Regions from separate parts of the Homo sapiens genome. Here region 2 is linked to region 1. Evidence: chromatin loops called from intact Hi-C (ENCODE). Cell type or tissue: ascending aorta. All regions are shown on one strand. Each heading gives the region's core, and the rest is flanking DNA. Links, peaks and the distances in the headings are about the cores only. Region 1 has its middle 120 kb from the start of BNC2. Region 2 holds the start of LINC03041 (long intergenic non-protein coding RNA 3041).

What was found. Peaks named below come from ENCODE experiments on the same cell type or tissue, not always from the same donor. Only the 100,000 strongest peaks of a DNase experiment are listed, where the experiment ranks them.
Region 2: a loop joins it to region 1, with 2.2 times the contacts of the local background. A loop is called at or near these places in 2 of 110 quality-filtered maps.

The regions. Positions count from the first base shown.
Region 1 is chr9:16,979,864-16,991,528 of GRCh38, reverse strand. No RefSeq gene overlaps it. Among named protein-coding and RNA genes, the nearest start is that of BNC2, 120 kb to the right of the region's middle. In ascending aorta, for the core only: no CTCF peak of the experiment used is centred there; DNase peaks (open chromatin) are centred at 4,391 and 5,378; H3K27ac peaks cover 4,270 bases.
Region 2 is chr9:16,267,542-16,279,206 of GRCh38, reverse strand. It overlaps LINC03041 (long intergenic non-protein coding RNA 3041), which reads left to right and starts at 2,894. Exons shown (of 4, transcript NR_171034.1): 1 at 2,894-2,976. It overlaps LOC124902124 (a long non-coding RNA gene), which reads right to left. Exons shown (of 2, transcript XR_007061424.1): 1 at 11,577-11,665; 2 at 5,773-5,968. In ascending aorta, for the core only: no CTCF peak of the experiment used is centred there; DNase peaks (open chromatin) are centred at 2,806 and 6,286; H3K27ac peaks cover 1,197 bases.

The DNA.
Region 1 (11,665 bases), core at 1,384-9,383:
GTATCCTATAAATGATTTCCAGAAGTATGACCTCTTATATAACACTAGTTATACATGCAAAAGACACTGTTCACAGAAGAGCTGTTCCAGCTGAGTGTAGAAAGGCAAGCTGGATCATCCAGTGGACAGGTTAGGGAAGGGTATTTCTGATGGATGGAACAGTATTTGCAGAGGAACAATGAAACTACTAGTCACATCTGGGGAACTGCCATGATAGTGTACGGGGTGGGAGCTACATACATGTGTGTATATGTAGAGTGTGTGTGTGTGGGAGGAATGGTGGGGAGCAGGGTCTTTGACAATGAAGTGTAGTAGAGTGAGAAGAAGGAGCTAATAGAAGAGTGTAGACAGATAACAGAAATAAGTGGAAGACCAGGAGGTGGTTAACATTTAAAAAACAACAAAGGAGGGGCTATGGCCAAAGTTCTAGTGTTTGTTTTTTGTTTATCTCTGATACTTCATCTTTATTGCCATTTAGACATTATTTAGTATTGCTTTTTGGACTAATCTATAAAGTCTTGTGGGTTGCATTTGTGTTTGTTTTCTCCTTAATAATCTTGGTACAGCCTTAACCCTTGTGGGTATGTGCACTACCTTCAGTAAACTGAAATAAGTTAAAACCTAGTGTTTCAAACTAAGTGCCATCAATTGAAATCAGTGGCCAATTTCTTGGTTTCAGGGATGCTTGGTTTTCCTCCTGTATGGATAGCCAGTCATTAATTCTGCAATTGTATTGTATTTATTTTTTATTGTAGTGAAATACACATAATATAAAACTTACCACCTTAATCGTTTTTAAGTGTACAGTTCAGTAGTGTTAAGTATATTCACATTGTTGTACAACAAATCTTCAGAACTCTTTTCATCTGGCAAAACCGAAAGTCTATATCCATTAGACAACTCCCTGGTCCCTCTCAGCCTCTGGCAACCAACATTCTTCTTTCTGTCTCTATGAATTTGAGTACTTTAGGAACCTCATGTAAATGGAACCATACAGTATTTGTCTTTTTGTGACTGATTTATCAGGATTCATCCACGTTTTAGGAAGTGTGAGAATTTTCTTCCTTTTTAAGGCTGAATAATATTCCATTGTGTGTGCATTTTGTTTATCCATTCATCTGTCCATGGACACTTGTGCTGCTTCCACCTTTTGGCTATTGCAAATAATGCTGCTATCAACGTGGGTTTACAAATATATCTCTTTGAGTTCCTACTTTCAATTCTTTTGGGTATATACTGGAAGTGGAATTGCTGGATCATATAGTAATTTTCTATTTAATTTCTTTGAGGAATTTCTTCTGTAGAACTGGAACTCTAATATACTGCTATTGGAAACGCAAAATTGTGGAGAACAGTTTGGCGGTTTCCTAAAAAGTTAACACATATCTACCATATGACCCAGCCATTCTGTTCCTAGTTATTTACCCAAGAGATATGAAAACATATGTCCCTACAAATGTTCAGATGAGCTTTATTCATGAGAGCCAAAAACTGGAAAACCCCAGATGTCCATCCATCAACATCTGCATAGACAAGCAAATGGATAAACTGTGGTATAGTCACAGAATAGAGTAACTCAGTTTTATAAAAGAATAAAATATTGATGCATGCTACAACATGGATAAATCATAAAATAATTATGCTGAGGGAAAGAAACCAGATTTTAAATAAGAATACATATGATTATTTTTCTAAAAACTTTTAATAAATGCAACCCAAATGTGTTGGTTAATACTGAGTGTCAACTTGATTGGATTGAAGGATACAAAGCATTGATCCTGGGTGTGTCTGTGAGGGTGTTGCCAAAAGAGATTAACATTTGAGTCAGTGGACTGGGGTAGGCAGATCCACCCTTAAGCTGGTGGGCAAAATCTAATCAGCTGCCAATGAATATAAAACAGGCAGAAAAACATGGACAGAGAGAGAGAAGAGCGTAGCCTCCCAGCCTACATCTTTCTCCCATGCTGGATGTTTCCTGCCCTCAAACATTGGACTCCAAGTTCTTCAGTTTTAGGATTCAGACTGGCTTCCTTGCTCCTCAGCTTGCAGACAGCCTATTGTGGGAACTTGTGATCGTGTAAGTTAATGCACCTTAATAAACTCCCATGTCCTATTAGTTCTGTCCCTCTAGAGAAGCCTGATTAATACACCAGTGCATAGTGACAGAAGGCATATCAATGGATGATGAAGAGGAATGAGGAAGGAAGAGGAAGGGATTACAGTGAGGCATGAGGAAACTTTTGAGGTGTTGTTTATTATCTTGATGTGGTGATAGTGTTACGGGTGTCTACATATATCAAAACAACAAATTTTATACTTTAAGCATGTGTAGTTTATTGCATGTAAGTTGTATCTCGGTAAAGCTGCTAAAAATTTTGTAGTCACAATAAATAACAAACATGAAATTATTAAGCATTAAACTGTACATTATTGAGTTAAAACATTTGGGTAAGTAGGATAAATGTGAATGTCATTTAAAGTCTTCCTGCTTTTGAGAAATCATAACATTAACAATCCCCTTTTATTGGAGTTGGAAAGGAGACGGAGGCTGTGGAACAGAAATGGTATCTAAGTGACTGTCTCCTCAGAGGAAAGGCTGAGAGTAATTAAATCACTTGCCAAAAGTCATCAGCTAATCGGAAAGAAACAAGATTTGAAGCCAGGCTTATCAATGCTGGACAGCACTTATTTGCCCCCCAGATCCACTTTCCATCCTCCTCATGCTGCCTATGCCTTGGGAGGCTGATCTATATGACTGTATCACTGATCTAGGTTTCCCATTAGGTTTGGCCGCTGACGAGCACCAGCAGGATATGAGGAGGAAGGAGAGTGAGGTCAGTGTGTTCATTCTCACCACTTCCTTCTTGGACTCACTTCCAGGCTCACTGAAGTTTGCATCTCAAGTCAGGTGAGCCTCTTCACAGTTATGTCCCTTCAGTTCCAATACCTGGTCCTCCTCACCTTTCCAGGTTAGAGGAGCTCACCTTTGTTAGTAGCCTTGGGATGCGGCACTACCTCTCATGGTTTCCTTCCAACCTGCAAACACCTTTGTAAACAGTCCCTTCATGTTACCTACATGGAGTCTGCCATCTGTTTTCTGTCAGGACGCTGATTTGTACAATAACAACAGAAACCCATCTCTTTCCCACTGCAGTTTGATGAGGAGGCATCATTTTTGCCAAGTGCAAGATCAGTTTTGGTGGCAGAATGTCTATATAGAAAGGTACCAAAAGCTGGTTGGAGAGAAAGGGGTTTAGGGGAGTTATTTTGAAGCTGCATTGCAGAGGAAGCAGAGTGTTTCTCCTTGGATTGAATGCTTGTTGATGGATGTTTGTGGGGGCTTAGTGCCACTACTGGCTAAGAGCCTCTAAAGGCAAACTGGTCCACCAATTTACTCCACTTGATCCCATATCCGAATCTTCACAGCTACAGGCAAGGCCAGTAAGAAAAATAACACTTCTTGCCACTGGTTTGCCATTGAAACTACAACCAACCACTCACCTTTTGATACTTACATAACCTGAAGCCAGTGTACTTCCAGGAAACCATGATACACTTACATATGATACATATTATACACTTGCATAATGATTGGTGATGAATAGCTGTAAAGTCTCCTTTTTCTCTTGAGATAGGCACTAAATCAGTGAAACACTTTTTTCCTGTACCATTCAGTTCTTCTGGAGGTCATCAGTGAAGTCAATTTCCCCCTCTAATTCCACATTCCTTCTACTCACAGAATGTGCCCAATGGCACAGGAAATTCTCAAGGGTTTTTTGGCATTAAGGTGAGTGTAGTTTTCATCAGTGTGTGTGAAAAAGGCCCCGACACAACTCAAAAAGGCCAGGGGATTTCTAAATCTAGCGTTTAGAACTTCACCAAGAAGTATTTGCCCGTGCCAAAAATATACATTGGCAACATGCTTTCCTTCTCCCTCCCTACCACCCCGCATGTTTCCGTGAGTAGAAATGTTTTATTCCTTTCCCCCACTACTCACAGGCTAGCACACTCCACGGCAGAAATGCAGAAAGAGGGCAGGCCCTGAGTTTTTATGACACAGGCCTCCCCAGTATATTCTTCCCCCGACCTTCCACTTTAGGGAACTAATTCAAAGGGAACATGCATTTGGAAATGTAGGCTCATGCTTGTCTGTAAGATTTTTACCACAAGGGAAAGTGTGGTCGCCAACAATGAACTGGCACCCATATATTTTAAGCTCTGCCCTTTCCAGCAGTTCAGCATGTGTCTCACCACAAAGCCAAGCCACATTTAGGTAGCTTGAGCTTAAGGAGAAGAGAGAAGATCAAATACCTTTTGTTCCCAATAGGCTAACTACTCTAAACAGCAACACCCTGGATTGGCATGCTGAGGCACAGTCACAAGCCACAACTGTGGTTCTTAAACTGATGCCAGGAACTGAAAGGAAACACACACACATGCACACGCACCCACACACACACACTCACACTCACAAAGCTCTACTGTGGAGCAGCAGCAGGAGGAGAGGGTGGCTGCAGATGACATATTTGATTCATGTTGTCTTTTATTCACAGTCTAACATATCACTTTAGCTTCTAAGATTTGCCTCATAGGGACTACAGTTTACATGCCCCTGTGTGAGTGTGTATGTGTCCCACTCAAATCTATTGGTCTCTGCAACCGTAATGATCTAGTCTGCAATATTTTTCTAATGTCTCTCTTCTGGTTTTTGTAGAAATGACTTCATTGTTTCATTAGCTGGAAAATCTGGATCTGATCTTTGGAAGAAGGATTTGGAACATAGTGACTGTACCTTTAATGAAAAGATTAACAATGCTTCAGAGCTGAATTGCCCTGGATTTGTTTAGAATAGGCCTTGCGTTTTGCTTTTTTGAGGAGGAACTTACATACCAAGTCTTGTCCTGGATTTATATACCATTCCAATCCCCTCGCCCATGTTCTAAATAAAGGTAGTATGACTATACGTTTGAAATAAGAAATAACTCCAGTGTGCTATGCTTTGTTTATAAAAATGAATGCTAGACATTTTCCTGGATCTTTGTGAGAAATGACATCCTATACTGATGCCCTCTCTGTAATCACAATACTAACCACTTCCAGCCCCTCGTATTGTGTTGCAGCATTTTGATGATGTTTAGCTTTACACTTATTCAAGAACCATGTCCCGCTTGATTATCCTTTTTCCTGCATTGCTGGCGGAGCACATGCCATCCTAGTCTCCGCAGAATTACACACACTTCCACTGATTTTGCTGGCTGAGCATTGGGGATGCAGATTGGCCAGGCATCCTCAGTCGGTCCTTTTCCTAATTTGGTACTACTGTCAGCCTGTCCCTGGCAACACCATGACACCCCACTCACTCCTTGGGTTGCTCACCAGGGGAGGGGACATGTGTGACCCAGTCTTGTTGCTGAGGAAATGAAGCACATTCATTTACGCTGCTGCTGCTCACAGCCGAAAAAGGCCAAGACAAACAGTGACACAGCACACTGAACTCTGCTGAAACGTCCAGACTTTCTCCCAGTCTGGGACTCCTGCCCTGTGAGTCCTAAATGTATAAGGGTGGTTTTCTCCCTCCCTTTTTCCTTCATTCTCCTTCCACTCCCAAATTTGCCAGTCATCAATACCAGCACTCCAGAAGGAAGATATTTTTAATCATGAGATTTAAAGATTGCACACTGCTCCGAGGACTCCCCACCCCTGCCCCCACCCCATCCTTCCTCCCAGTCAGGGAAGGAGAGAAGAGGGTAAGCTCCAGGTCCTCCAAACCCTTCAATGAGGGCGGCTCTGCCTTGATCTTTTGATATGTTAAGGCTCCTTAAAAGAGTTCCTTTGTCAGATGATTCTGTAATTAAAAAAAAAAAAAAAAAAAATGTTGGCCAGGCATGGTGGCTCACGCCTGTAATCCCAGCACTCTGGGAGGCCGAGGCAGGCAGATCACGAGGTCAGGAGATCGAGACTGTCCTGGTTAACACGGTGAAACCCCATCTCTACTAAAAATACAAAAAATTAGCCAGGCGTGGTGGCAGGTGCCTGTAGTCTCAGCTACTCTGGAGGCTGAGGCAGGAGAATGGCGTGAACCCGGGAGGCGGAGCTTGCAGTGAGTCGAGATCATGCCACCGCACTCCAGCCTGGGCAACAGGGTGGGACTACATCTCAAAAAAAAAAAAAAAAAAAAAAAAAAGGCGGGGAACCACTCAGGTTGGAGAAGGGAGTGATCCTAAGATCCCAGTCAGTTGGACCAGGACCTGTAAGTATCCACCTCCTCAGCCTCAGGATTTTCCCACCACACTCCCTTCTCCTCTGGAGAAAATGGATCAATCAAATGCTACATTGATCAGTAGCTATACCACAGAAAGCCACAACCACCCTCCCACCCTATGCTTTATAACAACCCTGGCCATGCCTAGGAAAGGTGCCCAGTGGAGCCCTTGTCCTCATCCTTGTGGGGAGCAACAGGCTATGGCAGCCAGTTCCCACCTCCAGATATCTGGCCCTGGATTACCAGACAAGAGGTACTTAAAGCTAAACATGCTTGGAATTGGGCAGCACTAGTAGCTAAGGGTCTGTGAATGTGCTCGTAGATCCCCTGATTAAATCCCCGCACACACACACACACCCCAACACTTGCTGAAAGAGGAAACCTCTTCGGGCCCCATCCTTCTCTAAGACAGAGTCTAAAGAAGAGGGTTTCATCACTGCCACTCCTCCTAGGAGAGCCAGCCTGGCTGGAATTTGCTTCCTCTTCTCCCTCTGTCCCTTTGCATCCCTGCCCTTCCTTCCTCCCAGGCTAGGAATTCCTGGTCTCCTACATTGGCACAGCTTCCAGCTACCCTTTCTGCCACGTACAGGAGGAAAGAGTTTTTTCCGCTCACTCATAAATATTCACTGAATGCCTTGTTGCCGTCTCACGTCCCTTCCCAGGTGAAAACCATACCTCTGAAAATGATTAAGGTCATCATTTGCCTCAGAAGCAGCCTGGGCTTCCCCTACTCAGGGTCTAGCAGGCCTCTGTTCAGCAGAAAGCGCTGGCCTGTCTGGGAATTAGAAAGATCTCGCTTCCTGACTGGGACACAGCCCAGAAGAGTCCATCAGGCTCCCTTCCATGCCTCTGAGATTAATTCCAGAGGGAAGCCTGGAAACACAGAACAATCCCATCAAGACTTACCTGCTACCCTCTGACCAAGGGGACCAGGGAAAATAATTTCCCAAAGGAGAACACAGAACTTTTTTCCTTACTCTATTCTCAAGCTTGAAATCCCAGAGAAGCAAAACAAAATATAGCAGAAGGTCAGTCTGAAAAGTGAATCCCAGATTCCAAAGTCAAATCCTCTTCACCTGAAGTCTCAGGGAGACCTTTTGCATCCAAAATTAGGGGATAAGGGGAGGGTGTGGCCTTCAGACTGGCCCTAAGAAAAGGTCTTACTGCAGGCTTCTTGCAGGCAAAGTTAGGAGGCATTCTGAGGCAACCATCTTTTGTTTTGTGGAGGAAACGTACTCTGCCTAACTTACCTGGAAGAGGAGCCTATTAGTCCATTCTCATGCTGCTATGAAGAAATACCTGAGACGGGGTGATTTATAAAGAAAACAAGTTTAATTGACTCACAGTTCGCATGGCTGGGGAGGCCTCAGGAACTAACAATCATGGCAGAAGGCACCTCTTCGCAGGACAGCAGGAGAAAGAATGAGTGCCAGCAGGGGAAATGCCAGACGCTTATTAAACCATCAGATCTCGTGAGACTCACTCACTATCACGAGAACAGCATGGGGGAAACGCCCCCATGATCCGATTACCTCCACCTGGTTCTGCCCTTGACACACACAGGGATTATGGGGACTACAATTCCAGATGAGATTTTGGGTGGGAACACAGCCAGACCATATCAAGGAGTTAAAGTGAGGCTTTTGCCTTTGGGTCACGTGTGGCACCTGGTTTCTTATGGAAGTCATTGCCCTCCGCATTTGAATGGGGCAGGGGATAAAGCTAGGCTCCAATCACCTCTGTCCTTCGTCTCCCACTTTGGAATCCTGTCTCCTTTCTTCTGTCATAAATAACCTTCTTACCTTAATGCCCTGTGTTAGAGCTGCCCACCCGGAGTGAGAGGTTTACTGCTCCCCTTACTTTCCATTTGGGGATCTTAAGGTGATTCCTCAGATGAAAAATTATTTTCTTTGTGCTTTCGTTTAAACAAAGATGGAGTTTGACGCTCTGCTAATGGCCCCACAAAGTGGCTGGGCGATGATTGGTTTCCTGGCATCTCCGCGCAGGGAAATTTCTAAAAGTGTCCTTCATCCTTCCACAGTCAGGCGGCAGGGACGGGTGGCAGGGCGGGAAGACTGTGGTGTCTCCTCCTGCCATGCACAGCCTCCAGGCAGCCATTCCTTTGTCACCTGTCCTGCCACTGAGTCATCAAAGCGTCACGCTTTTTAAAAGAAAAGTGTATCTCCTAAAGACATTCAATTGATTGTGGCACTTTTGTCTGGTCATTCTTTTCAGGGGCTTGATGCTTTATGTAGTTTCCATTCAAAAGGCTCTTTAGCCTGTCACGGTGTCATAGTGGGCCTGGGGAAAGACATGTGTTTGCATTCGTATGTCAGCTCCTGACACTTGTATTTATTTGTACATATGTATTTTGTTTGTTCAAATAAATGTTTCATCAGACATGGAGTTCAGTAGGGAGACTCGGAGAAGAAGCTGGTACAATTCAAAAGCAAGTGAACTATTTCTCAATAAGACTTGGAATTCCAACTTCTGGTTAATTGTAAATATGATTTGGAGGAAGAAGTAGCACATCAGGGAGCTAAGGTCTGTATTCATCTTTTAATGTTATTGTTATATTATACAGTTTACTGCATAAATAATTGAAATGATAGTAATAACAATTTAGGGACCATTCAACTGTTGTGTGTGCTATATTTCATTGATATTCACTTTTCTGAACCGTGCACAGATCCACAACAATTCTCTGTTTAATGAACATTGAGTGGTAAATTAAAAATAAAAGTTTTTTCAAATGGATAATTTTTTCCTTAACGCATGCTATATGAAAACACTCTTTCTCATTTGTTCATTAAAAAAATCATTCAACAGTCCTAAAAATAAACTTCTTTCATACTGTTTTTATAGTATTTGTTTTAAAACTGCAAATTTAATATGATATCACTAGGAAGAATAAAGAAACCTGAAAAATTCAATGACACTAATTAAACCTGAATGGATATAGATTGTTGTGTTTGTCTAAATGTTTAGCTATATATTTAAAGTATAATTAAAAAATATAAAAACTAAGAATATTAAAGTAATAATTTTTTCAGGTACAAGGGAGAATAGTGGTAAGTGCAGGATTGATATTTTCATGCTCTATGAGGAGAAATTTTTATTTATGCATATCTTATTATTCTTGGTTTAATAATCATTATACTAAAATGAGTTCCTTGAGGATGTGAATACTAACTCATTCATCTTTGTATCTCTAGTCTGTAACAAAGTAGATGCTCAAGAAACATTTATTAAATGACTTCAGCGAATACCAATTTGACTTTTAATATTCATTTCTCCCTACCTCCCTTGCAGAGAAACTGGAAGAGGAGAGAAGGGGCTAGAAATAGTTAAAATTTATCAAAACCTATACCAGGCACACAATATCTGTGATATCATTAAACATTTCCCAAAATGTATAAAATTGCTATCTCTATTCCAATTCTGTGCAAGGTGAAACTGATATTCAGAAAAGGGAAAACTTTTTTTTTGTTTATTTGTTTTTTGAGGTGGAGTTCTCACTCTGTCGCCCAGGTTGGAGTGCAGTGGCACCATCTCAACTCACCGCAACTTCGGCCTCCTGGGTTCAAGCAATTCTCATGCCTCAGCCTCCCCAGTAGCTGGGACTACAGGTGCGCACCATCACACCTGGCTAATTTTTGTATTTTTAGTAGAGACGGGGTTTCACCATGTTGGCCAGGCTGGTCTCGAACTCCTGATCTCAAGCGATCCACCTCCTTCAGCCTCCCAAAATGCTGGAATTACAGGCGTAGCCACCATGCCCAGCTGAAAAGGGAAAACATTATAAAGGAACATACATATAATAGTTGATGAAGCTGAAATTTGAACCCAGTTATATCTAATTCCAAAGTATGTGGGCTTTTTTCCCCACTCATTCACTCATAGATAGAACAAATATTTTTGAACACAGACTATGTACCAGGCACTGTTCTAGACACTGGAAATACTAGTGAACAAAACAAATAGTTTCTGACCTTTTAGAGTTGACATCCTACTGGGGGTAGACAGTAAACAAATTCATAGTGCAACATTTAATCCCTATCTATTTAAAAACTAAAGTCATTTGAGCATCACTGAAATGGAATTAGTTTGTTTTCTAAAATTCAGAAATCAGGAGTTGTAAAAGTAGTGTGGGTAAAGTGGAGTCAACCAAGGGACCAATAGTAGTAGTTGATTTCAGAGGGGTAGAGTCAGATGGTGTAGGGCCTTCGAGCCATTACGCACTTTGTTTGTCTTTCAGGTAAGATGGGAAACAGAGGAGTGATATGCTCTAGCTCACATTTTAAAGATTTTTAAGAATGGGGTAAGGGAACAAGAAAGAAGACCAGCTGGAGGCCCTTCCCTTGTAATAACCCAGGCAAGAGATGGTGCTGGCAGTGTCTACGGTGGCAGCAGGGAAGGTACCAAGAAATGGTTGGATTTTAGACAGGATTTGCTGATGGACAGGTTAGATGAGGGATGCTTTTAGAGTTTGTGCAGTTGTGTCTTCCGGATCAGAATCACGTTATTTTTGCAGTTTCCTCATCTGCAAAATGAGAATGATTTTGAGAATCCATCTTGAGAAAAGCCCTCAGCACCATGCCTAGTACATAGCAAGCATTCAATAAATGTTATTTATTACTACCAATTAGCTAAGTAGACCATAGGGAACAACTGCAGCCCTGTAAGCTTACAACCTGGAGTAGATAACAAGGGCTGCTCACGTTCGAGACTAACTCAGGGACCTGGGGGCTGAGATGGATAGCAAGACCAGGGATGCCAAACCATGCACCTCTCTCAGGAGTGAGGATAGAAAGGGAAAGAGAAAGACAAAGGAAAGTGCAAGAAAGACAAGATTTCTAAGAAAGACAAAGGGTCCTCCAAAGTTTAAGTAGTATGTTTTCTTGACCTTGACCTCTACATAGACTTGTTTACACATCTAGAAATAGTTGAGGAAATTCTAAAATGTACCTAATTCACTCTGGAAGAGAAACATTTTCTTTTTCTTAGCATTTTATTTATTTAGTTTATTTGTTAGAGATCAGGTCTCACTATATTGTGCAGGCTGGTCTTGTACTCCCGGCCTAAAGCAATCCTTCCACCTTGGCCTCCCAAAGTGCTAGGATTTTACAAGCCTGAGCAACTGTGCTCAGCTAAGAAACGTTTTCACGGAAATTTCATATTTTAAACAAAATTGAGATTTTAATTGCAACCATCAGTTTCATTGGGAAGTTTAGATGCCTAATTTATGAGATGCTGGAAATGAGAGACTAGGGGAAAGAAACATAGTGGTGTGAATCCCCTTATAAATTAATTTTTATTTATTTATTTTTTTGAGAAGGAGTCTTGCTCTGTCACCCAGGCTGGAGTGCGATCTCAGCTCACTACAAGCTCCATCTCCCAGGT
Region 2 (11,665 bases), core at 2,190-10,189, 710 kb after region 1:
AGAGGAGCCCAGGGCTCAGAGTAGATGAGTAACCAGAGCTCAGAAGTGAGAGAGCTGGGACTTGAACCCTCTCACTCCAAACTCCATGGTAATCATCTTGTCAGCTGTCCTGTGGCATTCAGCAAGACAGGTGTTCGTGTCTCTCTTTTGTAGAGAAGAAAACTGAGGTTCAGAGAGGTCAAGTAACCCACACATGCCCACACAGCTTGGGCCTGCTCCTTGCCCAGAACCTGGGTGACTTCTCCTGTAACCCACTCACAGATGCGTGTGCGTGCTAGCGGAGAGTGATTCTTATCTGGGTCCCTTAAAGAGGTGATATTTTTCCGTGGTTGTTGACCTGCTGGCAACCCTTGTCATCTTCAGAGGAGACCCAGAGACTGTGGGCAGGGTGGTGATTCCCCGAGTCAGCCACGGAGGGCAGAGTTCCCTGTGATGGCAAGACAGCAAGCCTGTGTCTCGAGTACACATTTCTCACTATAAAGCAAACAACCCGACTGGCAGAGCACTGTAGGGAAAATGACATCACTGCAGAATTTTAGGGCTAATCATTTAGCTGGATTAGCCCCAAAGTGCTGTGTCTAAAATCAGCATCCCTGCCTCTTTATGTACTCCAGATGAAACACATTAGCAGAAATATGGCAAGGGACACTCACAATACACGGTTCTACACTCTCAGCAGTTTTTGCAAATCTGCAATTAGTCTAAAGGGCCTGGGTAAATTAGGCCTCTTGATAAATGAAGCACCTAGACAGGCCTCAGATTTATTGGATCCCGCTGTCCCGCTGTCCAGAGCCCTTGTCAGCTCCACTGCAGAGCGGGGACTGTACAGGGAAACAAAACAGAGCCAATTCAGGCTCGGAATTGCCCCCAAGTCTTTGAAAAGACTGTGTTTGAGACTGCTGCCTCGGTGGCCTTAAAAGTTTCTGCCAGGAACATAATAGGTGAAATAGGAAGCCATTGCCAGGAAGTTCGCGAGGGGGTAGAAGAGGCCTGTTATACACTCCAGGCAGAAGGAGAGATGGGGGAAGGGTTTTTGTTATAGGCAGGAGGGAGGGGGCCACCGAGAGGCCTGCATGTATCAGCAATTCTTTGCCCCATCCCACCCTGGGCCTCTCCAGCCTCCTCGTGTCAGAGATTAGCAATGGGCACCAACGGGTACCAGTGGGAACCACCAGCCTCTCTCCCAGCACTCCAGGTCTGGGCTCTAGTTGTTAGTTAACACACTCCTTTCCCAAATGCAATTTTCCACATGCTTCAGGTATTAATAATAAATGACCAGGTGGTTTGACTACCCAGAAAGGTTACAGAGATTCTAGAAAAGCACCCTCACCTCCAAAGTTGGGGGGTGGGTGTTTGTAATGCCTTAAAGCAAGCGTCCAGGGGCCAGAAGCCTGTGAGTGGTTGTGGCTTAGGTACAGGGGACATATGGGAAGGGGGTAGTATGGGCCTGTTGTTCTGATTTATGTCTCTGAATCCTGAGAAGCGGTTTGCGGCCACATTGGGGTGACACCTGCTAACTTTGCTGCTGGTGCTGCTGCCGCCGCCGCTGCTGCTGTGAGTGCTGAAGTCAGCTGAACCAGACCAGTAAGGGGCCAGCAGATGCGCAGATGTTTCTTGGGTGGCGAGAGTTATTTTTTGTTAAGTCTATCTTATTTATTTATTTATTTTTGCAACATTTTCTTTCCTGATTACTAAAGTAATTGCTGTTTGGGGATGGTGGGGACATTGTCTGAATTTTTAATTTAAAAAGTAGTAAAGGACAATTTGTAGTAGGGGACAATTTGAAACAGAGGTCCCTGTTTTGTGTGTGTGTGTGTGTGTGTGCATGCGTGTGTGTGTGTGTCTATTTCTTGCTCCCTCCCTATCTCTTTCTGTCTGTATCTTACAATCTTAGGTCCTCTGTCTGTCTTCCTTCTTCTGTATGTATCTCTCTGTTCTCAGTAACCCAGCAGAGCACGTTGTGGCCCTCTGTACCCCCAGCACTGTCCCCACAACTGAGCACTTTGCCACTTAACTCTTGGTGGCTTGGGCGGCTGGGTCCACGGGCTCCTTTGAGGTTAGGAGCACCCCAGGGTGTGAGCTTTCCAAGACCACTTTCTCCCGGAGGCTGCAGGAACGGCCTCACTGCCATGCCGCTTTCAGCTGCTGTGATTCAGTGTCTCTGGTCTGCAGATCAGCTGGGCGATTCTCCCGTCAGCCCACATTGATTTTCCTGTAGATTACATTACCTCCAATCACAAAAGAAATTGTGCTTTCTCTCCTGGAGTGTCAGGGCAAAATGAATAGCAAACATTTTCCTGCAGGCAGCTCAGCTTTTCTGTCAAAGCCCACTTGAGCAGGCAGAGCACCGTCCTTGCTCCCCGAACCCCCAAATCTTTTCTCTCCAACTCAGTGGAAAAGTTTCTGGGATGAGGTGGGACATCAGATGCAACTTGGAACGCACAAGATATCCAATTATGCCTCAGTGAGATCCTTCGGTATCTTAAGACCTTCTAAATTATGGAATTAAGAGGGTTTAGAGGGGGAAAAGAGCGGGTGACACCAGATGTGTTAAGAATTTAGAATGTGCTTCTTCATATATTAAAAAAGACTCTTTGAATATCATCAAAGAGATTGAGCAATTTTTATTCCTTTTAAAAGTACTGATTGGGGTCTCTGGTCTCTGGCTGGTATGTGTGTGTGTGTGAGTGTGTCGGGAGGCTGTATCACAAGGGCCTCTCTTTCTACGCTTGGTTGGTGCCAGGTCCACTTTCTGAAACCCTGGCATGCAGGGCGAGCCTTGCTTGTGTGGGCGGCTTTGGCACGGAGTCCTGGCACGGTGGATGAAGAGAAGCGTCAGCACTTTTCAAACAACTAACTAGCAGCAGAAGGCGGGCGCCAATCTCCAAAGTGGGCTTTGTGGGAGAGAGGTCTGTGTCTGGGCAAACAACCTGCTTGTAGAGGCTGGAAGAGGAAAAGGCCAAAGACACCTGAAAAGTAAGAGAGAATCTTCTCTAGGGACACTGGGGAGCCACATAAACACACGTGCCTGCCCAGTTGAGCATGGGTTTCTGTGTATCCCACGTGTGTGTCATGAGATACTTATAGCAAGAATTTTCATTGATAACTTAGCCAATGTTTATTGAACAACAACCATGGGCCAGACACTGGGTCAATGCTCTACCTATCATTGACCTATCTTTTCACTTGTCATCTAAATTGAATCCTCGCAGTGGGAAAGGCAGTGTCATCCCTGTTGACGTGATCTGGAAACAGTGCGTTAGAGAGTATAGGAGACTTGCCAAGGTATTATGGATTGAATTGTGTCCCTGACCCCAAGAAATGTGTTGAAATCCTAACCTTCCCCACCTGTGAATGTGACGTTATTTGGAAAAAGGGTCTTTGTGGATGATCAAGTTAGGAAGGAGTCATTAGGATGGGTCCTGATCCAATATGACTGGTAGAAAAACCAGGGAGATTTGGACACAGAGGGAAGACCATGTGAAGACTCAGGGAGAAGAGGAAGGACAGCCATCTGTAAGCCAAGGAATGCCAGCGATTTCTAGGAGGGAGGCCTAGACGAGATCCTTCCCCCACAGTCCTCAGAAAGAGCCAACCCTGCCAACAGCCTGATAGCGAACTTTTAGCTTCCAGAACCATGAGACAATATATGTTTGTTGTTGAAGCCACTTAGCCTGTGATACTTTGTATGGGAGCCCCAGGAAGTAACTACACAAGCTCACCCAAACTGTGGGTGGTGGAGCTGGTGTGTATGTGTCCAGGCCCTGCCTGTCCCCGCAGTTATGCAGTGTAGCCTGCACACTGCTGGTTTCCTTGATGAGGGCCCAGCCAGTGCCTGGATGTGCTCCCGTGGGCCTTGGATGTTTAGGAGTTGGTATGTTGGGATGGTTTGGGGGCAGAGGCCAAAGGGAGACTTTATGATGAATCTAGCGTCTTATATATACTTTTGCTTACAGGTCTAGGAATCTGCTAATTTTATCATTTATATAAAGAACCTTAAAATGTGTATATCTTTTGACCTATTGCTAGAAATCTATTAAAATAATGATAAAAATGGTGACATATTTCTGTAGAATTATATATCATAGTACTACTTACGAAACAGGTAGGAACGTTCCACATCCCAGGAATGTATGAAATGCCACATTTCCATATTTTCTAAAGTGAAATGAAATCTGATAGAAGTTGACACTAGCCAAGGGTGGTGAGAAGAACTCTGAATTCCTCTACCCCAGCTGGGTTGGCAGAACCTCTCTAGCCATAGTGTGTGGTGTCAGCCACATAGACAGCCACGTAGCAGTGCCCATCTGAGGTCACCCAGAGCATCGGGCTCAGATAGGGCCATATCTCCACCATAGGTCACAGTTCAAGTCTTATTTCTTTCCCCAGTCTTGGGGAGTCATTTAGCCAGGGAGGAGCCCATCTGTTAAACGTCTGCAGCCCACATCATTCATCCTCTTCCTTGGACGATGTAGTCTATAGGTGTCAAGGGCCTCTGTTTTTGAAACACAAAGCTCTCTCACAAAGTACCATAATCTCCTTTAAATAAGCAAAATAACCTTTCAGAAGTACATTTTCTCTCTCTCTCAGGGGTTATAGCACAGCAGTTGTTGAGAAAGATGTTTCATCTTTCTTTCATGTGACCACAGGAGTCAAAACAAACACAAATAACAAAACAACACAACTTCCAAATAACAAATCCCTAACACAAATAATGGCTACATTTAAATGCCCAATCATTCAGACTCATTACATTGATTATAATCCAAACACATATATTAGACATAGACATTAAATTTTTAGTTAACATTAATAGGAGACAAAGTTCAAGTTGTAATGTAAAGTGAAAAAATAGAACACTATATTATTTTCTATTGCTGCATAACAAATTATTGTAAGTTTAGCCACTTACGGCAACACCCATTTACTATCTCATGGTTCTGTAGGTCCAAAACCCCAGCAGTCTTGTTTGGGTTTTCTGCCCAGGGTCTCATAAGACCAAAATTAAGGTGTTGGCCAGGCTGTGTTCTCATCTAGAGCTGGGGTCTTCTTTCAAGCTCATTCATATTTTTGGTAGGATTGAGTTCCTGTGGTTGCAGGCCCAAGGTCCCTATTTTCCTTGCTGGGTGTCAACTAGGGGTTGCTCTCAGGTTCTGGAGGCTTCTAGCATTCTTTGCCATGTTGGGCTCTCTATCTTCACAGTCACCAAAGGAGACTCTCCCTTGTTTCAAGTCCCTCTCATGCTTCGTATCTGTCTCCAGGAAAAGCCTAATCTCTGTCAAGACTCACCTGAACAGGCCAGACCAACCCAGGATCATCTCCCACCCTTAAAGTCTTGCCATGGAACATAACCAAATCATGAAAGCGATGGCCCATAATAGTCACAGGTCCCACCTGCCCACATTCAAGGGGGAAGGGATTACGTAAAGCCATGTGGATTCCGGGATCATCTTAGAATTCTGTCTAATACAGATACCAGTTGTATATACACAAGATCTCAGCCATGTAATGTTTATGAGCTCAGAGGAACACGTGTATGATATAAACCTCAATATTAATAAGACTTTTTTGTGGGGTAGGATTATGGATGACTTTTATTTTCTTCTTTATACTTTTCTGTATCTTCTAAGCATTTTATAATGAGCACGTTTCATTTATGATCAAGGAAAACACCCACATTATTTAGATAGAGAAATAATTGGGCCTCAAGCTAGGATAGTAACGCATGACTAGTAGGCATTTGCTCTGTAAAATTAAGTGTGTGTAGCTGAATGGTTTGTTCATTCATTTATTCTTTCGTTCATTCATTCACTGGCCCCCTTGGGAAGAAGGTGCAGACAGGTTGCATTCTCCTATAGGACTGCATGCTGATGGGGTCCCTCTGTTCAGAATATCTCTGGAATCGCTTCACACTTTTCAGCAAAAAAAGATTCCAAAAGACAAGTAGTATTTCTATTTGTTATTACTCCTGGGGAAAAAATAGTGAAGGAAAATTACTCAGACTGTTTGAGAAATACTTTGCAATTTCTATTTTCTCACCAGTATCCTAATAGCTTGATAATGTTTAGGTTTTGAAATTTCATATTTTCTTTGTGAGCAGAAAATACCAGCTTCTCATAAATAACTGAAATGAAACAACAGAACTCTTGGCTCAAATTCACTTTTCAGCCTGACGCGTCAGAAGGAGCCCAGTGCAAAAACTCTCTCCCGAAACAGAAGTGTGGCCCAGGGAGACTAGCAACACAAATGATCCGGAAACCCTTAGAGTGGGAACTCCCGCCACGAACAGAGCAGAATTGCTCAAGGATGGGAACATCAGCATGTGGCAAACCATCAGAGGGACATCGACTGGCCATCTCAGGCCACCCTGTGCCAGTAGCAAGTCTAGGGGCTGAAGTCAGGTGAGAGCGTGCAGTAAATGAGGTTGGGCAGAAAAATAGGGCAAGGACGCCCTGTACCAAACGGTGATGTTGGCATGATTTGCCTTTGGGCTTCTTTGTCTCCTCTTCCTTCTTCATTCATTCCCCTTCCCTTCACTGGTGCCCACTCCTGCCCTGGTGCCGGCTTCCATCTCCCACCCACTTTCAGTTAATGAAGATCATTCAGGGTTGTTTTTTTTTTTTTTTTTTAATGCGGATACACTCAGGAGTATTTGCATTTTAATAAGGGATTGTAAAAGGTGAAAAAGCCTTGACGATAGCAAAGAATAGTTTGCTAATAGTGGAAGGACCAGTAAGGAGGTTATTTTTGCTTGGGGGCCCTGCCCAATGCCCCCAAAGTCATCTTCCAAATACTGTTTTTTGTACAGTGTTGACCTGGCTCAGGAATGGGCTGCAGGGATTCTATTCTGTCAGCATTAAATGGGTGTCGACAGCTGGAAGAAAGGCATCAAAATATATAGGAAACAGCATTCTTGAAACGAGAACTAAAATATCTGCTGTGTGTCTTCCACACCGTGTCATGGGGAGAATCAAATGAGGTCATGTATGTGACAGAGTCTCCTAAGAGACTCAGAAATGAACACATGCAGAGTAGTATCAGGATACGTGGCTTATGTGGTTGTCCCCAGCACAGTCAGAGAACAAAAGCCTGGGCACAAAGATGATCGGGCTTTTGACACGGTTGCCTGCCTTAGAAACTGACACTATTTCGTTAGGCCTTTTCTGCAGGTAGTCATTATATGTAAATGTCATGAGCGAATGAATCCACTGAGATATAAAGGAGCATTCGCCCCTTGAGAGTTGTTCTGGGTTCCAGAGACTCACCTCATACTATGCCTCAGTTTCTCATTTGGTAGACCTGAAGATGAAAATAAGTATTGGTCTTCCCTCAGCAGAAATAGGAAAAGTGAATGGGCAGCTGGGGTGAAGCTCTTTGAGGCCTCCGTGAAGAAGGGGGAAGAAGCTCTTCTTCCCAAGACGGGTTGTATTTGGGCAAAGGTGAAATCATGTTGGTTTTAGTTTTTTTTCAACTTATCAATTATTTTCTAAATATAAACTTACAAACTATGAAGCATGAGAAGTAAATGGAGAGCCATGAAACTTCCACCCAGTTAACGATAAATAACATCATCACCCTCCACTCCATCCAGGGTCTCTTCCTCACGCTGGGCCCTTCCCTTCCCATCACCTGAATACATGGCAAGGAACCACTATCTGAATGGTGCTTTTATTTTTTAAAACAATATTCTTTATTCCTATTTTGTATCACAGTTTGACCACATATCCACTAACCATATATCACTTAGTCCTGCTTATCTTTTAAACTCCATATAAATGCCATCACCAGGTATGTATTCTTTTGGGACTTGCTGTTTTTAGCCAACGTTATGTGTTTGTGATTTGACAGTTTCTATGCCTCTAGGTTTGGTTCATTCATTCTCATTCCATTGTATTCCATTTATGAATATACCAGAAATCAATCGTCTCTTCTCTTCTTGATAGCACAGCTTTAGTCTTTGCATTTATTTTAAACATGCTTTCACTGTAGGATTTAGGGTGCTTGTCTTAGTTCAGGCTGCTGTAACAAAATACCAAAGATATAATCTTTGGTTTATATCACAGAAACATATTTCTCACAGTTTTGGAGGCTGCAGGTCTGAGAAGGGGGTGTCGGCATGGCCGAGTTCTGGTGAGGGCCCTCTTCCACTTGCAGACTGCTGACTTCTCAGTGTGTCCTCACATGGCAGAAAGGGGGTGAGTGAACTCGTGGGCTCCCTTTTCTGAGGGCATTAATCCTACTCACGAGGGCTCCCTGCTCAGACCTAATCACCTCCCGAAGGCCCCACCTGCTAATGCCATCATGTTGGGGGTTAGAATTTCAGCATATGAATTTCAAGGGCAGAAACATTCAGTCCATTACAGTAGTGTTTATTCCCGTAGAGGTAAAGCCAAGGTGTGGTTAAACAGGACTAGGTGACTGGGCAAAGGAAGTAAGAAACTAACATTTTTTTTTTTTTTTTTGAGGCGGAGTCTCGCTCTGTCGCCCAGGCTAGAGTGCAGTAGAGGGACCTTGGCTCAGTGTAACCTCTGCCTCCCGGCTTCAAGAGATTGTCCTGCCTTAGCCTTCTGAGTAACTGGGATTATAGGCATGCACCACCACGCCCGGCTAGTTTTTGTTGTTGGTGGTGGTGGTGGTGGTGGTATTTTAATTAATAGTATAGAGATGGAGTTTCACCATTTTGGCCAGGCTGGTCTCAAACTCCTGACCTCAGGTGATCTGCCTGCTTCGGCCTCCCAAAGTGCTCAGATTACAGGCATGAGCCACTGCGTGTCCTGCCAGAAAGTAACATTTTGAAGGTAAACCAGGCCCTAGCCCCCAACTCTCCTAATGGTCTTCCTTGTACATGTTATCTCACCATTCTCAGAAACACTTTCTCAGTAAAGTAAAGAAGTTGAGTTAGATAAGCTTCAGATTCTCTTCTAAGGCAACTTCCTAATTCAATAAGTTGTTCACTCACTGAACACATAATCTGCTATTTGCCTCCATTACTAGATTCAGTAGAAAACAAAACAGGCACGTCACAGAATTTCAGACCACGGAAGATGTCAGAGAAAAAAGGAGTAGGCCGCTAAAAAGTTTTTTGTTTTTGCTATTGTTGTCTGGTTTGTTTTAAAATTAGAAACTGTAAGTACTATTGTAGAAACACCCATGGGGTGAGGATACAGAGCTCTGGATGGATCTATTTTAGGTAGAATGGTCGGGAAAGGCCTCCCAGAGAATGAATACCTAAGCTTGAGAGGCACCAGCCACACATGGTCAGGAGGAAGACGATTCCAGTCTCAGAGAACTGCCTGGGCAAAACCTCTGGGTAGAACAAGAGCTTCATATGTTCTAGAACTTGGGGGAATTATGTGAGAGGGAAGCATGCCTCCAGGTGAGCCCTGACACTTCAGGGAGGCGCTCTGTGGACCATCGAAAGGATTTGAGTTTTATCCTTTGTGCAAGTGGAAGGCGTTAAAGAATTTTTCAGTAGAGAGTGACATGATCAGATCTGTGTTTTTTAAAGATTACTGCGACTGTTGTGAAGAGAATGGGTAGGAGGGGGCTAAAGCGAAAACTGCAACTGTCGGGCCTCACGGGAGGTGACGGGGCTCAGGTTGGAGAGGCAGTCATGGAGGTGAGAGGGAGGGGACGGGCTAGGTCCCAAGATGATGTGGAACCAAGAAGGGGCATTGCCGCAATGTATTTTTAATTAGAAACATAATCAACATTGGGGGTAAATGGGGAAATAATCAGATGCAAGCTCACTTCACTAGAGAAGAGAAGGTTCAGAGAAAATGGGGTTGGTCAAGATAAGGAAGTTGGAGGAAGCTGTGATTCTTTAGTAATGGGACACTACAGATCCTCTGCGCATACGCCTCCTTCCCTCCCTCTCTTCCTTCCTCCCTTTCTTCCATCTTCTAACTACCTTGTCTGAAGACTATCTCTAAAACTCTTCTCTGTTTGAAGATAACCTTCTTTACCAGAATGGAGCAGACAAGAGCCACCTCCCCAGTCTTCCAGAGGAGAGGGGACATCCAACCCCCCACCCCACACCCACCTCTACACACACATCCAGGCCCAGGACAGTGTCCTCACCAGCACTGTTCCACCCCTCCCAATCCTTCCTGGCCAGAAAAAGTGCCTGAACCGTTGTGTCAGATCCCAGTCTTGGCACAGGCTTTATATCTCCCTAACAATATACTGCCCATTTAAAGAACCGTAAAACATGACCGAATAGGGAATAGCAGTGGCTGTTTAGTATGCTTTAAAATTCTTTAATTTGCTGTGCCACAATAACTTGCACTTTAATAAAAGCAATCTCTCGTCTTAATAGCTACACAATAAAGAGTTATTTATATGAGTCAGTGTGCAGGCCCGAGCCTTCCAGGTGTGCCCCAGATTTTAAGCACTCTGAGCGATTTGCAGGCTGGCGCTGCCTGATGCAGCCCATGGAAGGCTCCTGACACTGCCATTTTGCAGTGTCACAACTCCAGGGCCACGACCCGCCCCAGGCTCCTGGCCCTGCACAGCCCACTCGGCGCGCTGATTTATTTCGGTATTACGTTTAATTGTTTCCTTCTTGTGGAAGCCTTAACATGCAATGCTTGTAAATCTGACCCAAATCCTCCATATGGCACTCTGGTTTTCCATTTTCAAATGCATTCGCCCTGGAATAATGACTGTGGTATAACTCAATTTGAGTTCTGCTGCTGGGGACTTTATTACATAATGCTTTCTAATTGACCCTCATAGTTTGATAAGACAGAACATTTCACCAGAACATTGACAAAAGTTATTAATTTTCACTTCAGCAGAGACCCATGTCCCAATTAAATCCCCTGATAATGCCTGACTGACTGACCTCATTATGGCTAATGCTTATTAGTCCTGCGGAGAGGATAGCATCACACTCTGTTAAAATGCCTAAATGAGCACATACAACCATCCACTGTGATTACAATTTACATACATGACAAATTTTACTCCCTAATCCTTGTCTGGTGCAATGAATGTGGCATGCTGCTGTCATACCACGGGATCAGCCATTGAGGATTTGGGAGGTGTAAAAATGCTCTGCGAGTGTGCTAAGCTACACCCAGTTAAATTCTATCTGCCTTTCTAGGAAACTATTTCAAGTGTGTGGGCGTCTTTAAACAGGGAGATGACTTCTGCCCTTTCCTTTTTTAATGAGAACAACTAGTACTCATTTGTTTGTTTGTTTTTAGCCGACTTCAAAAAATAGAAAACCCACCAGCAGCAGCAGCAGCAAACAGTGATTTCAGCCTTTCTGCTTGGGTAGCTCATACTCCCTGAAGTGGACTTTTCTTCCCTGAGTTTAGTTATATTTTTTACATCTTTCCTGAGCTTTCATCTTGCAGGGGACAGTGGGTGGGGGCTTGTAGACTCAGCTTCCAGTTGAGGGTATCGTAGATACCACCCCATTTAACCAATGACAGGGCCACTTACTCAAGCTAGTCCCGTATTGTGGCACAAGCTGTTGGAAGGTCAGTTGGAAGAAAAATGTATATTTGCACACGCTGATAAAATGGAAGCCTCAGAGTGGCAAGAAAATGAAAGTGAAAAAGCCTTACAGTGTCTGAGGCTTCAGATTGTTTTTCGACCTTTCTTCTTCTGGTCCACACAGCAGTGTTTATCTTTGAGGTGGTCTGACCACGGCTCG